2 separate regions of the Homo sapiens genome follow, and region 1 is linked to region 2. Evidence: chromatin contacts called from ENCODE Hi-C data. All regions are on one chromosome and are shown on one strand. Each heading gives the region's core, a stretch centred on a gene start or an enhancer-like site at or near the end of the contact. The rest is flanking DNA. Distances are from core to core; before and after follow the strand shown. Region 1 holds the start of CD40 (CD40 molecule). Region 2 overlaps LOC105372631 (a long non-coding RNA gene).

The links. A loop is a pair of places that touch in the nucleus more often than their neighbours do. Pooled maps may share reads with other maps.
Region 1: a loop to region 2 is called in a pooled map, with 2.0 times the contacts of the local background. The contact joins the promoter of CD40 here to the enhancer-like site in region 2. A Hi-C loop is called at or near these places in 2 of 37 single-sample maps with no recorded cell type and 2 of 50 pooled maps.

What each region holds. Positions count from the first base shown.
Region 1 is chr20:46,114,202-46,120,010 of GRCh38, forward strand. It overlaps CD40 (CD40 molecule), which reads left to right and starts at 4,113. Exons shown (of 9, transcript NM_001250.6): 1 at 4,113-4,193. The coding sequence starts at 4,143. RefSeq lists a cis regulatory region at 3,295-5,392, enhancers at 3,334-4,150, 3,916-3,975, 4,986-5,335 and a silencer at 3,892-4,111.
Region 2 is chr20:45,429,627-45,435,552 of GRCh38, forward strand. It overlaps LOC105372631 (a long non-coding RNA gene), which reads left to right. Exons shown (of 4, transcript NR_159957.1): 2 at 1-44. Among named protein-coding and RNA genes, the nearest start is that of MIR6812, 7.1 kb to the left of the region's middle. Within about 2 kb of position 3,810, at least 13 of the 41 ENCODE cell types and tissues checked have a DNase peak (open chromatin) inside an H3K27ac peak, as active enhancers do.

The DNA.
Region 1 (5,809 bases), core at 2,863-5,362, 680 kb after region 2:
AAAGGGAGATTCAACACAGCATGGCTGAAGGCAGAGATTAGGGGAGAAAATCTTCATCATTATACCCCACAGAGTTGAATCGCCTCAATACACTGGCTCCACAAGTAAACAGAAAAATTGAAATACAGTGTGGTCGGGCTAGAGTCTTGCTTGGGTAAAGCTGCCCCAGGTTCTGAGAGAGCACAGGGGGATAGGTTGGTTGTTAGAGAGAGATTTCCAGAGGAGGGTTGCCTGAGATGGACCTTGAAGGGTGAGAAAGAGTTGGCCAGGTGAAAGGAGAGTGGCAGTGGGAAGGGAGCTCTCCAGGCAGAGGTGACAGCACGGGACATCTGGGGAGTGGGGCTGGAGCATGAAGGGGAAGGCAGGAAGGATGCTTAGAGATGTACACCAGGAGGCCCATGGCCTTGCAGCTCTGCAAGCTTAAGGGGTGAGGGCCCTGGAGAGCCACTTTAAACCTTGGAGCAACACAATTGGATTTGCATATTAGACAGAACACTCTGGATGCCAGATTCTGGCAGCGCTGTGGACACTGGACCTCTAGGCATGCTCCTCACCCATTCACCTGGCACTGTGAACCCACCTCCCTACAAAGGCCATTTCATCTCTGAGTTTCCAAAATCCTGGCTCCCTACTCTTTTGAATGTCCTTTGCCCCATTCCTATTGCAGAACCCTTCATTGTTCCCTTTTTGATTGGCCTCCGAATATTGCCACTTTCCCTTAAATCATCTTCTCGCTTTCCTCCTCCAGCACACTCTTCTCAGCTCAACAAGATTCTAGGCCTTCTCTGGGCCTGTGCCCACCAGCACATGCCTCCTCAGGATATGTATATACTAAAATATCTTCCCTTTATCTTATCTGGTCTTCGCCCCATGGGGCAACCCGAAGGCTAACATTTATTCCTTCACACATTAATTTAAGCTGCTTTAATTGCTGCTATGATATGTTTTATATAATATAATTAATGTTTTAATTCTGTGTACTTGCTTCCCCAGGCAGTTTTGTGAAAGGCCCAATTTTGGAATCAAGCAAATAAAGAATAAGTAATGGCTGAAATCATTATAGTAACACCCCTCTCTCAAAGGATTTAAAACCGTGCTTGTTTTTTTCAAAGTATGTTAAAAAGGGAAAAGATATTTTAATCTTCTCTCCATCCTGGGCATGTTTGGGTGGCTTTAATGAAGTTCCCTGGACCCTGATTTCAAGAGTTTCTGGCCTTTTGGTATCTGACCACCATTCTCAAGAGGCCACTGCAGCTTGAGGTCTGTGTTGAGATTACCAGCTTCGCACCCCCTGCCACCAACTCTTTGTCATGATTGGAGGCTGTACTTAGGATGAGAAGTTGCTGAACCCACTCATTCATTTATTCATTCATTCAGCACCCATATATTGGTGTCCTATTATGTACCTAGGACTGGGATAGATCCAGTCCTGCCCTCAGGGAGCTCACAGTCAAATGGGACCAGGCAGAAGGAGTTATGAGCTGGCATGCTAAATGCTGTGGCAACACAGGGGAGGAGGCAGGGTGGGATAGAGTACCTACCTCTGCCTCAGGGAGTTGGGGAAGGTGTAAGAGGAGGCAACATTTAAACTGTTTAAGAAAGGAGAAGGAAAGGAAGGAAACATCAAGAGCAATGAGATAAACCGTAAGGAAAAAAGATTGTGTGCCTGGGAAGTGGGGAGAGGCTGAAGCCAGTGTGCATGGGAGGACGTGGCAGGAAGTAAGCATAGAAAGAGAGGTTGGGGCTGAGTGAGGAAGGGTGTGCTTTGCCAGGATAAGAAATTTGGATCATCCTGAGGGTGCAGGGAAACCCAAAGAGGCTTTTATGCAGGAAAGTGTCCCAGTCGATCAGATCTGGAGTTTATCAAGAGAATCGCAGCAGTGTAAAGAGTTGCCTGGCACATAGTAGGTGCTCAATAAATCCTGTGGAATGAGAGAGGCTGTTGGGACAGTCCAGATGAAAGATGGCACCCTCTGAATTAGGGCAGTGGCAGAGGTGACAGAAAATAAGGGATGGATCCTAGAGGCAGAATCCACAAGACTTGCAAATGTGCCCTTAACAGCAGAAGCCATGAGAATGGGGTTAGAAGTGTCCTCCTCTTCCATCCTCCCTGATCTGTGAGGTCTGGCCTCTTGTCCTCTTCCAGAAATTGAGAGCTTGGAGGGTCATCACCTCAACCGTTGTCTAGTTCAAGCTCCTAAGTTTTCCTTGGAGAAAAATTTAGGCCTAAGGGAACACAGTCCTTCAGAGGCAGAGGCTGCACCAGAACCCAGGTGTTCCATGCTGCAAAGCAGAGTGTTAACACTGGTTCAAGAACATCTTGAGGGCCAGGTGCGGTGGCTCATGCCTGTAATCTCAGCACTTTGGGAGGCCAAGGCAGGCGGATCACCTGAGGTCAGGAGTTTGAGACCAGCCTGGCCAACGTGGAGAAACCCCGTCTCTACTAAAAATACAAAAATTAGCTGGGCGTGGTGGCGCCAGCCTGTAATCCCAGCTACTCGGGAGGCTGAGGCAGGAGAATTGCTTGAACCCAGGAGGCAGAGGTTGCAGTGAGCCGAGATCATGCCACTGCACTCCAGCCTGGGCAACAGAATGAGACTCTGTCAAAAAAAACCCAAAAACCAAAAACCAAACAAACACCCAAAAAACAAAACGAAACAAAAAACAAAAAAACAAAAGCACGTCTTCAGAGTTCATGAACCCAGGAAATGTAGGCACAAGTGTGTGTGTTTCTGCAAAATGAGAGGGTCCCGAGTTTCCTAACATACTTAAAGTGTTTTATGATGCCACAAAAGGCTGGCCCACTCTTTTTTTTTTTTTGAGATGGAGTTTTGCACTGTCGCCCAGGCTGAAGTGCAGTGATGTAATCATTGCAATCATGGCTCACTGCAACCTTGACTTCTTGAGCTCAAGCGATCCTCCTGCCTCAGCCTCCTGAGTAGCTGGGACTACAGGTGTTTGCCACCATGCCTGGCTAACTTAAAAATTTCTTTATTTTGTAGAGATGGGGGTCTTGCCATGTTGCCAGGCTGGTCTTGAACTCCTGGCCTCAAGCAATCTCCCTTTTTGGCCTTCCAAAGTGTTAGATTACAGGCGTAAGCCACCGCGCCTGGCCCCCACCTTTATTTTTATTTTTATTTATTATTTATTTTTTTTTTTTTTGAGACTGAGTCTTGCTCTGCCTTCGAGGCTGGAGTGCAGTGGCACGATCTCGGCTCATTGCAATCTCTGCCTCTGCGGTTCAAGCGATTCTCCTGCCTCAGCCTCCCGAGTAGCTGGGATTACAGGCGAACGCCACTACATCCGGTTAATTTTTGTATTTTTAGTAGAGACGGAGTTTCACTATGTTGGCCAGGTTGGTCTCGAACTCCTGACCTCAAGTGATCTGCCCGCCTCGGCCTCCTAAAGTGCTGGATTACAGGCGTGAGCCACCGCGCCCGGCCCCACTCTTAATAAATGCCTGTCTCCAGGTGCTGGGTGGGAGGTGGGATGGAATGGAATGAGGTGAGGACGCATGGATGCATGGATGAATGGATGGGAAGTTGAGACGACGCGCCCACACGAGGGAATTTCCTTTGAAAGAGAGCGAAATTCTGAGTTGGGAAACTCTTCCTTGAAACGCCTCCCCATACCCCAGCTGTGGCCTTCCCGTTTTCTGCGTGGTGGTGTGGGGGGAACTTCCTCAGGCCTCTCCGCAGTGGAGCCTCTTTCGGTTCTGCCAGGATACCTAGAGGCAGCGGAGAGCGGGGCAGGGAGGGGAAAACCGTGAGGGTCCCTGTGGCAGGCCCCAGCACCCATGGGATCTCTCTCCGGTCGCAGGAAGCAGGCTAGCTCCTAGCCCGCCTCGGCTTGGCCTTTGTGGGACCTGGGGGCAAAGAAGAAGAGCTGTCTCTGGGACCATGCCTCCTCCCGTACACAGCAAGATGCGTCCCTAAACTCCCGGGGGAATTAGACTTGTGGGAATGTTCTGGGGAAACTCCTGCGCGGTGAATTGCTGGGGGCTCCGCCCCCCCGATAGGTGGACCGCGATTGGTCTTTGAAGACCCCGCCCCTTTCCTGGGCGGGGCCAAGGCTGGGGCAGGGGAGTCAGCAGAGGCCTCGCTCGGGCGCCCAGTGGTCCTGCCGCCTGGTCTCACCTCGCTATGGTTCGTCTGCCTCTGCAGTGCGTCCTCTGGGGCTGCTTGCTGACCGCTGTGAGTTGTTTTTGCCCCGACCAGACGGGAGTTGGGAGTGGGGAATGAGAAGGAAAGGGAAGGAAGACTTCGGGGAAGAGGCCTTCCTGGCTGATTTTTGTGGGGGCAGGAGGGTGGGTGGGAGCTGGGCAAGGTGCCCCCGCTCCTGGCTGAATGGGGTGGGCTGCCTCTCTCTTCTCCCGGGCTGGGGTCCCGGGAGCGGCCTACAGGGGCCGCTCAGGGAAGGCACTGGCTGCCCAAGCGTGCCTAGACGGCCTGGACGGGTTTAGGGAGCCTCAGAGGCTGGCCACACAGAGACTGGTAGGGGGTTCAGAGGGCGGGAAGTGAGGCGGACCAAGGGAAGGGGCGGGTCTGGCCCGTTTCCTGTCCCCTTCTTATTGTGGACAGATGCCAGCCTCTGTAAGTAGTTATCATCTCCTTGCCAGCTGGGGCTGCCTTCTTCCAGGGCATCTTGTGGGAACAAGAGATGGGTGCAGAGGCCCAGGTACTTTTGTGAGAAGGCAAGGAGCTTTTAACATCGCCTTCCACCCCGAACCGTATCTTGGGTGTTCCAACCTAGGAGGAATCCCCAGGGCTTTGCCTTTTTCTCCTGAATTTAAGATGACATAGGAGACCCCTGGGGAGATGAACAGTTTATGGGACACAATAAAGGGTTAGGAGACCAGAGTTCTGGTTGGCTCTGACAGGGCTGGTGATCAGAGGGCTGGAGAAACCAGGGGTTTCTCCAGGCACCAGAGGGGCTCAGAGCCAACCAAGCATATCTCCGGGATTTTCAGAAGCCTACACTTGACTCACTTTTTGTTTAAATGTATTTTTGTAGTTCCTCATTCTGGAGGCTGGGAATCCCCCAAGTACCTGGCTCCTTCATCCCAGCCCCTCTGGCCTCCCCCTACTTTAGAGGGCTGTAGATTCCTGCCTGAAGCCTGGGCAGGAATGACCCATGGTATCAAGGAAAGCAAGGGAAGCAGCAAGGGAAGAGAGGGAGTGGGGAGGCTGCTTTGGTCCCACAGCTTTCACTTTCACCTGAAGCAATGGCTCTTAGGGAACAGGGAGGCAGGGGGAGGGCGGAGCTGGAAAGAGGTAAAGGGGGGCCCTTGTGGTAGGAGTGGAGAAAGAGCCAGAGGAGGTGGGGTGAAGGGTGTGATCCAGGCTTCTCAAGAGCAGAGTTTGCCCTCATAACTCCCAACTTTGGCTCCAGGTAGAGGCTGGGCTGTGACAACAATGTCAGAAGCTATCTATTGAGGGCTTCTTGTGTGTCAGGCTCTGAGCCAAACACTGCCTGTTTTCTTTGTCTGATTTCTCACAACTCCCCCATTATACAGATGGGCAAATTGAGGCTCAGAAAGGGGGATTGTCTTGCCAAAGGTCTCATAGCTAGCTAATGGAAGAACCTGGTTGTGAATCTACATCTGCATGATTCCCGAGCCTGCCTCTCAGATAGTGAGAGTCTCCAAGCTCTGGTCCTGAGCTGTTTTGTGGCAGAAGGACCAGAACTATGGGGAGTGAGAACTGGAGATTGACAGACTTTTAGGGGAGCGTTTTATTTCTCATGTGTTTGAAGATGGTATCAAGGACTTTCCTATCTTTGGGAGTGTGGGAGCTCCACGTTCACAGGA
Region 2 (5,926 bases), core at 2,560-5,059:
CAGCCTCATCTACTGCACACTTGAGTCCATGAGATTTTAGAGTGGTAAGTGACCTTTGGGGTCTCAGTTTTCCTATCTGTAAAGGGAGTGGGCTGGACAATGAACAGCTGTTCTCCATTCTTTTGTTATTGGTTCCCATCCAGAGCCTCCCAGCTAGTTGTCTCAACATCCCAGGGGAGAAAGCATAGCTCTTTGTCCATTGGTTTATTTATTCAATTTAGGAATAATGAGTGTATTGTTTTATATGAATAACCATACTTATTTAAAAGATCAAACTAAACTAAATAGTACAAACAAGCGAAATCTCTCCCCAAAGTCTACTATGGTGCTGTGCAACAGAAATATAATACAAGCCACAAATCGAATTTTCAATTTCCTAGTAGCTTTTTTAAAAAGTAAAAAGAGGGGCCAGGCACAGTGGCTCAGCCTGTAATCCCAGCACTTTGGGAGGCTGAGGTGGGCAGGATCACCTGAGCTCGGGAAGTTGAGGCTAATAGTGGGCTGAGATTGTGCCACTGCACTCCAGCCTGGGTGACAGGGAAGGAGACCCTGTCTCAAAAAAAAAAAAAAAAGAAAGGAAAAACAGGTAAAATTAATTTGATGATAGTTTATTTGAGTACAGTATATATATCATTTCAATATATAATTAATATGAAATAAAAACTAATGCAATATTTTACTTTTCTTTATATTAAGTCTTTGAAATCTGATGTGTACTTTAAACATTTATAGCATATAACAACTAATATTAGCCATAACTCATGTGCTCAATAGTTGCATGTGGTCAGTGGCTACCATATTGGACATTGATGCTCTACCATATAAAGCAACTATCAGTAACTTCAGGATAACCTCATCAACATTTTGTTAGATTGATTAACAAAAATAATTCTACAAAAATGAAGAGTTTATGGATATTGTTTTCCCTGAATTTTTGCATATTTTCTTAATACCTGAAGGACAATTTTATGGGGTAATATTTTAAAAAATAATTTGACTTTTTTTTTCCTCTTTCTAGGCTATTGAGATTTATTTATTTATTTATTTATTTAAGATGGAGTCTCTGTCGCCCAGGCTGGAGTGCAGTGGTGCAATCTTGGCTCACTGCAACCTCTGCCTCCTGGGTTCAAGTGATTCTCTCACCTCAGCCTCCCGAGTAGCTGGGATGACAGGCACGCACCACCATGCCTGGCTAATTTTTGTATTTTTAGTAGAGGCGGGGTTTCACCACGTTAACCAGGCTGGTCTCAAACTCCTGACCTCAAGTGATTTACCCACCTCAGCCAACCAAAGTGCTGACATTATAGGTGTGAGCCACCGCACCTGGCCCAGGCTATTGGTACTTACTATCCCCAACTTTTATTCTATGCTAGTAATTTGATTTGTAGCTCTGACTTGTTTCTTCCTTGAGATTTTCAATTTATTTGCAGTTTTTTTAGTGGTGTTACCTAGATCTTCAATTTATTTCTTTAACACTCATTTTTAAGGGTCTTTTAAATTTTTATTTATTTTAAAATATTTATTTATTTATTTATTTATTTTTAGAAATGAAATCTTGTTATGTTGTCCAGGGTGGTCTTCAACACCTAGCCTCAAGCAATCCTCCCACCTTGGCCTCCCAAAGCACTGGGATTACAGGTGTGAACACTGAACCACTGAACCCAGCCTAATGTCTTATTTTATTAAAGTTTTTGTTTTTTAAGCTGAAAGCCCTCCTATAAATTTTTCCTTTTATCAGATTTTCTGCTGAATTCAGTTATCTGTGTCTGTTTCTTTTCTCCAGCGTCCTTTCCTTTTTAATTTTCTTCTTTTTTTCCTTTCTTCCCTCCCTCCCTGCTTTATTTTCTTTCTTCCTTATAACTGTATGTAGTATGGTGCATAGCTACTCTGTCATTTCCCTTCATCTTCGTCAGGCTCAGTTTGGGCAACTCTGCCCTGTCCTTTCGCTTATTCTAATTGGTGTCAGTATATTCTCTTTGGTTTCCTTCTCACCATATCTGAGATCTATTGTTATTTCCATCCCTACCCCCCAAATTGCAGTCTGAAGTTTGCCTCTATACACTTCTGTGGAGCCTAAAGTCATGGGGTTGAGGGAAGAAAGGAATGCTATTGGAGATGTCTCTTGACTATGATGGGCAGCCTGGGCTCTGCTCTCTGGAGATTTTCTTAAATTCCTGGAACCACAGTTGGCTTCCTCTAGTGACGTGTTATTCCATTTTTGAGAAAGTTTCCCTGGAGCTTTGGATCAGCCAACCAATTAGAAATTTGAGCCTTGGGGAATGGCAAACCTTGGTGGGCTTTTTATCTCTGTGGAGACCCCAAGAGCTTGGGTGGGACTTGAATTTTCTGGGGATGCATCTTGACTTTTTGCATGCAGTTCTCTAACACTCCTCCCCAAAACTCATATTAAAATTTAATCCCTAATGTGGCAGTACTGAGAGGTGGGGTCTTTAAGAGGTGATTGGGTCATGAATGGATTAATCCATTCACAGATAAATGGATTAATGGATTATCATAGGAGTGGGACTGGTGACTTTATAAGAGGAAAACACATAGTTTAGCATGCTCAGCCCCCTCACCATGTGATGTCCTGAACTGCCTCAGGACTCTGCAGAGGGTCCCCACAACAAGAAGGCTTTCACCAGGTGCATCCCCTTGACCTTGGGCTTCCCAGCCTACAGAACTGTAAGAAATAAATTTGGTTTTTAATAAATTACCCAGTTTCAGGTATTCTGTTAAGACACAGGACAAGAAGGCTACTCAGTTGCAAGCAAGAGCCATTTCTTATGGAAAAGGAAGTGTGAGTCAGAGTGGAGCCAAGAACCTCTGGCAACAGGTGCACAATTCAATTTCAGAATTGCCGGGGCTCAGTGATTGCTCTGAACTTCCCCTTTTAAAACGGTAGTGAACATAGTGGTTTCCTGTGCCAATCTCGCCATTGCAGGTTGGGTGCATGTGAGGCAGAAAACATGTCTCTTTAGTTCACAGGTTTTCAGATGGAGAGAAACTCTACCCACGGAACAGAACCCAAGACGCCTCTTTGCAGCTGGACTTGATGTAGATAAGCTCCAGAAATTGGAGCTGAGTTTGATGTCAAAATAGGATGAGGTGTTTGTTTGTTTGTTTGTTTGTTTGTTTGGTTTTAAGACAAACTCACTCTGTCACCCAGGCTGGAGTGTAGTGGTGTGATCACGGCTCACTGCAGTTTTGACTTTCCAGGCTCAAGCAATCCTCCCACCTCAGCCTTTTGAGTAGCTGGGACTACTACAGGTTTGTGGCACCGTGATTGGCTAATTTTTTATTTTTTATAGAGATAGGGTCTTGCTATGTTGCCCAGGCTGGTCTCGAACTCCTGGATACAAGTGTTCCTCCCACCTCAGTCTCCCAAAGTGCTGGGATTACAGTCATGAACCACTGCATCTGGCCAAGATTTTTTTTTTTTTTTTTTTTTTTTTTTTTTTTAGTGGGAAGTAGGGCAGTGGGGGTAGGTGGGGACGGGTCTTGGAGGAAGTTATATTTTACATATAGGAAAATTTTAACTAATCTGTCTCAGTTTAAAAACATGTCTGCAATTTTTCTGGCACTTGTCCCATTGAGAATTGGGGTCAATCCCCTTTTTGAATCTGGGCTGACCTTGCCGACTCCATCATGATCAGTAGAATGCAGTGGAAGAGATACTGTGTGATTTCTGAGGCTAGGTCAAAAAAGGCTGTCCTTCCATCTTGCACTCTTGGGATGCTGGCTCTGGGTGATGCTGATGTCCATGTGAAAAGTCTGACTACCCAGAGGCCACTGCTGAAAAGAACACATGCAGTGGACACCGGCCAACAGTTCCAGCTGAGTTTAGCCTTTTAGTTTAGCCTTTCTGCCAAGGCCCTAGACATGTGATTGAAGCCATCCTGGGTCCTCCAGCCCAGCCCAGCCCAGCTGGGTACCACAGAATGACCTCAGACATGGCCACAAGGAGCAAAAGAATTCCCCAACTAAGCCCCGCCTGAATTCCAGACCTACAGAATCCACGTGCATCAGAAAAGAGTTGTTGTTTTGTGCCACTAAGTATGGATCCTGGTAGGCAACTCACTGGAACAACTGGTGAGAATTTTCAGGACTTTTGTATTATTTCCTCTTTCTCCTGCACCTCTTCTGGAACAGAGCAGTTGGGGATAGGACCATGACGAAACACATCAAGATATTCTATATTTTTCTGTTGCTACTGCTTTTTGAAGTTTATGGAATGAGGTTCTACTGTTTCCCATGGTGGTTTACTGCTGCTGATTTTTTTTTTTTTACCTGTTTTTTTTTTTTCTCCTATCCAATTCAATAGAAACCAGAGAATGAACATTCTATTGTGAAACTATCCTGCCATCTGCACTTTACTCAGTGATATGGTTTGGATTTGTGTTGCCACCCAAATCTCATGTCAAATTGTAATCCCCAATATTGGAGGTGGGGCCTGGTGGGAGCTGGTTGGATCATGGGGGTGGATTTCCCCCTTTCTGTTCTCCTGATAGTGAGATCTCATGATACTTGGTTGTTTAAAAGTGTGTGGCACCTCCCCCCTCTCTCTTTCGCCCACTCCTGCCATGTAAGACATGTCTGCTTCCCCTTTGCCTTCCACCATGATTGAAAGTTTCTTGAGGCCTCCCCAGCTATGCTACCTGTACAGCTGGCAGAACCGTGAGCCAATTAAACCTCTTCTTTATAAATTACCCAGTCTCGGGTAGTTGTTTTTTTTTTGAGACGGAGTTTTGCTGTTGTTGCCCAGGCTGGAGTGCAATGGCGCGATCTCAGCTCACCGCAACCTCCGCCTCCCGGGTTCAAGCGATTCTCCTGCCTCACCCTCCCAAGTAGCTGGGATTACAGGCATGCACCACCACCCTGGCTAGTTTTGTATTTTTTTTTTTAGTAGAGACAGGGTTTCTCCATGTTGGTCAGGCTGATCTTGAACTCCCGACCTCAGGTGATCCGCCCGCCCCGGTCTCCCAAAGTGCTGGGATTACAGGCATGAGCCACTGCACCCGGCCATTTTTTGTTTGTTTGTTTTGTTTTTTTGTGTTTTTTTTTGAGACACAGTTTCACTCTTGTTGCTCAGGCTGAAGTGTAATGGCGCGATCTCAGCTCACTGCAACCTCTAACTCCCGGGCTCAAGTGATTCTCTTGCTTCAGCCTCCAGAGTAGCTGGGATTACAGGCATGTGCCACCACACCCAGCTAATTTTGTATTTTTAGTAGATGTGGGGTTTTTCCATGTTGGTCAGGCTGGTCTCGAACACCCGACCTCAGGTGATCTGCCCTCCTCGGCCTCCCAAAGCGCTGAGATTACAGGCGTGAGCCACCACTCCTGGTGTCAGGTAGTTCTTTATAGCAGTGGGAGAATGGACTAATACACCCAGAAGTCTATGTTTTAAATGAAAACTTAATTTTAAATAGTACAAAAATATTTGTAAGGTTTTTTATTTTCTTAATCATAAAAAGAACATAAGAGATTAAATAGGTGATATTAAAGAAAGAAAAAGAACGCCCATGTTCTTACAACACTAATACAATACCTGTGAACATTTTGTTTCTCTTTCCCCTACATAGCATTATTTTTTGTCTGTTGATTGAATTCCCTCCCCTCCCAAAGTTTTTTTTTTTTTTTTTGTATTAAGCCAAACCACAAATAAGTATCATTTATGTTAGATGCCGTGCTAGGTGCTGCTGATACAACTGAGAATATGTCAGATACAGCCCCAGCCCTTTTTGATTTAGAGTCTAGCTGGTGAGGTCATTTACCAAATAATGATGCATAATCATTCCATAAATACAAATGATGGTGTTATGAAGATAAAAAGAGGGTGCTCAGAAAGAACTAAGGGGGTACAATTTATTTTATTTTAGAAATTCTTTTAGATTCAGAAAGTACGTGTGCAGGTTTGTTGCACGGG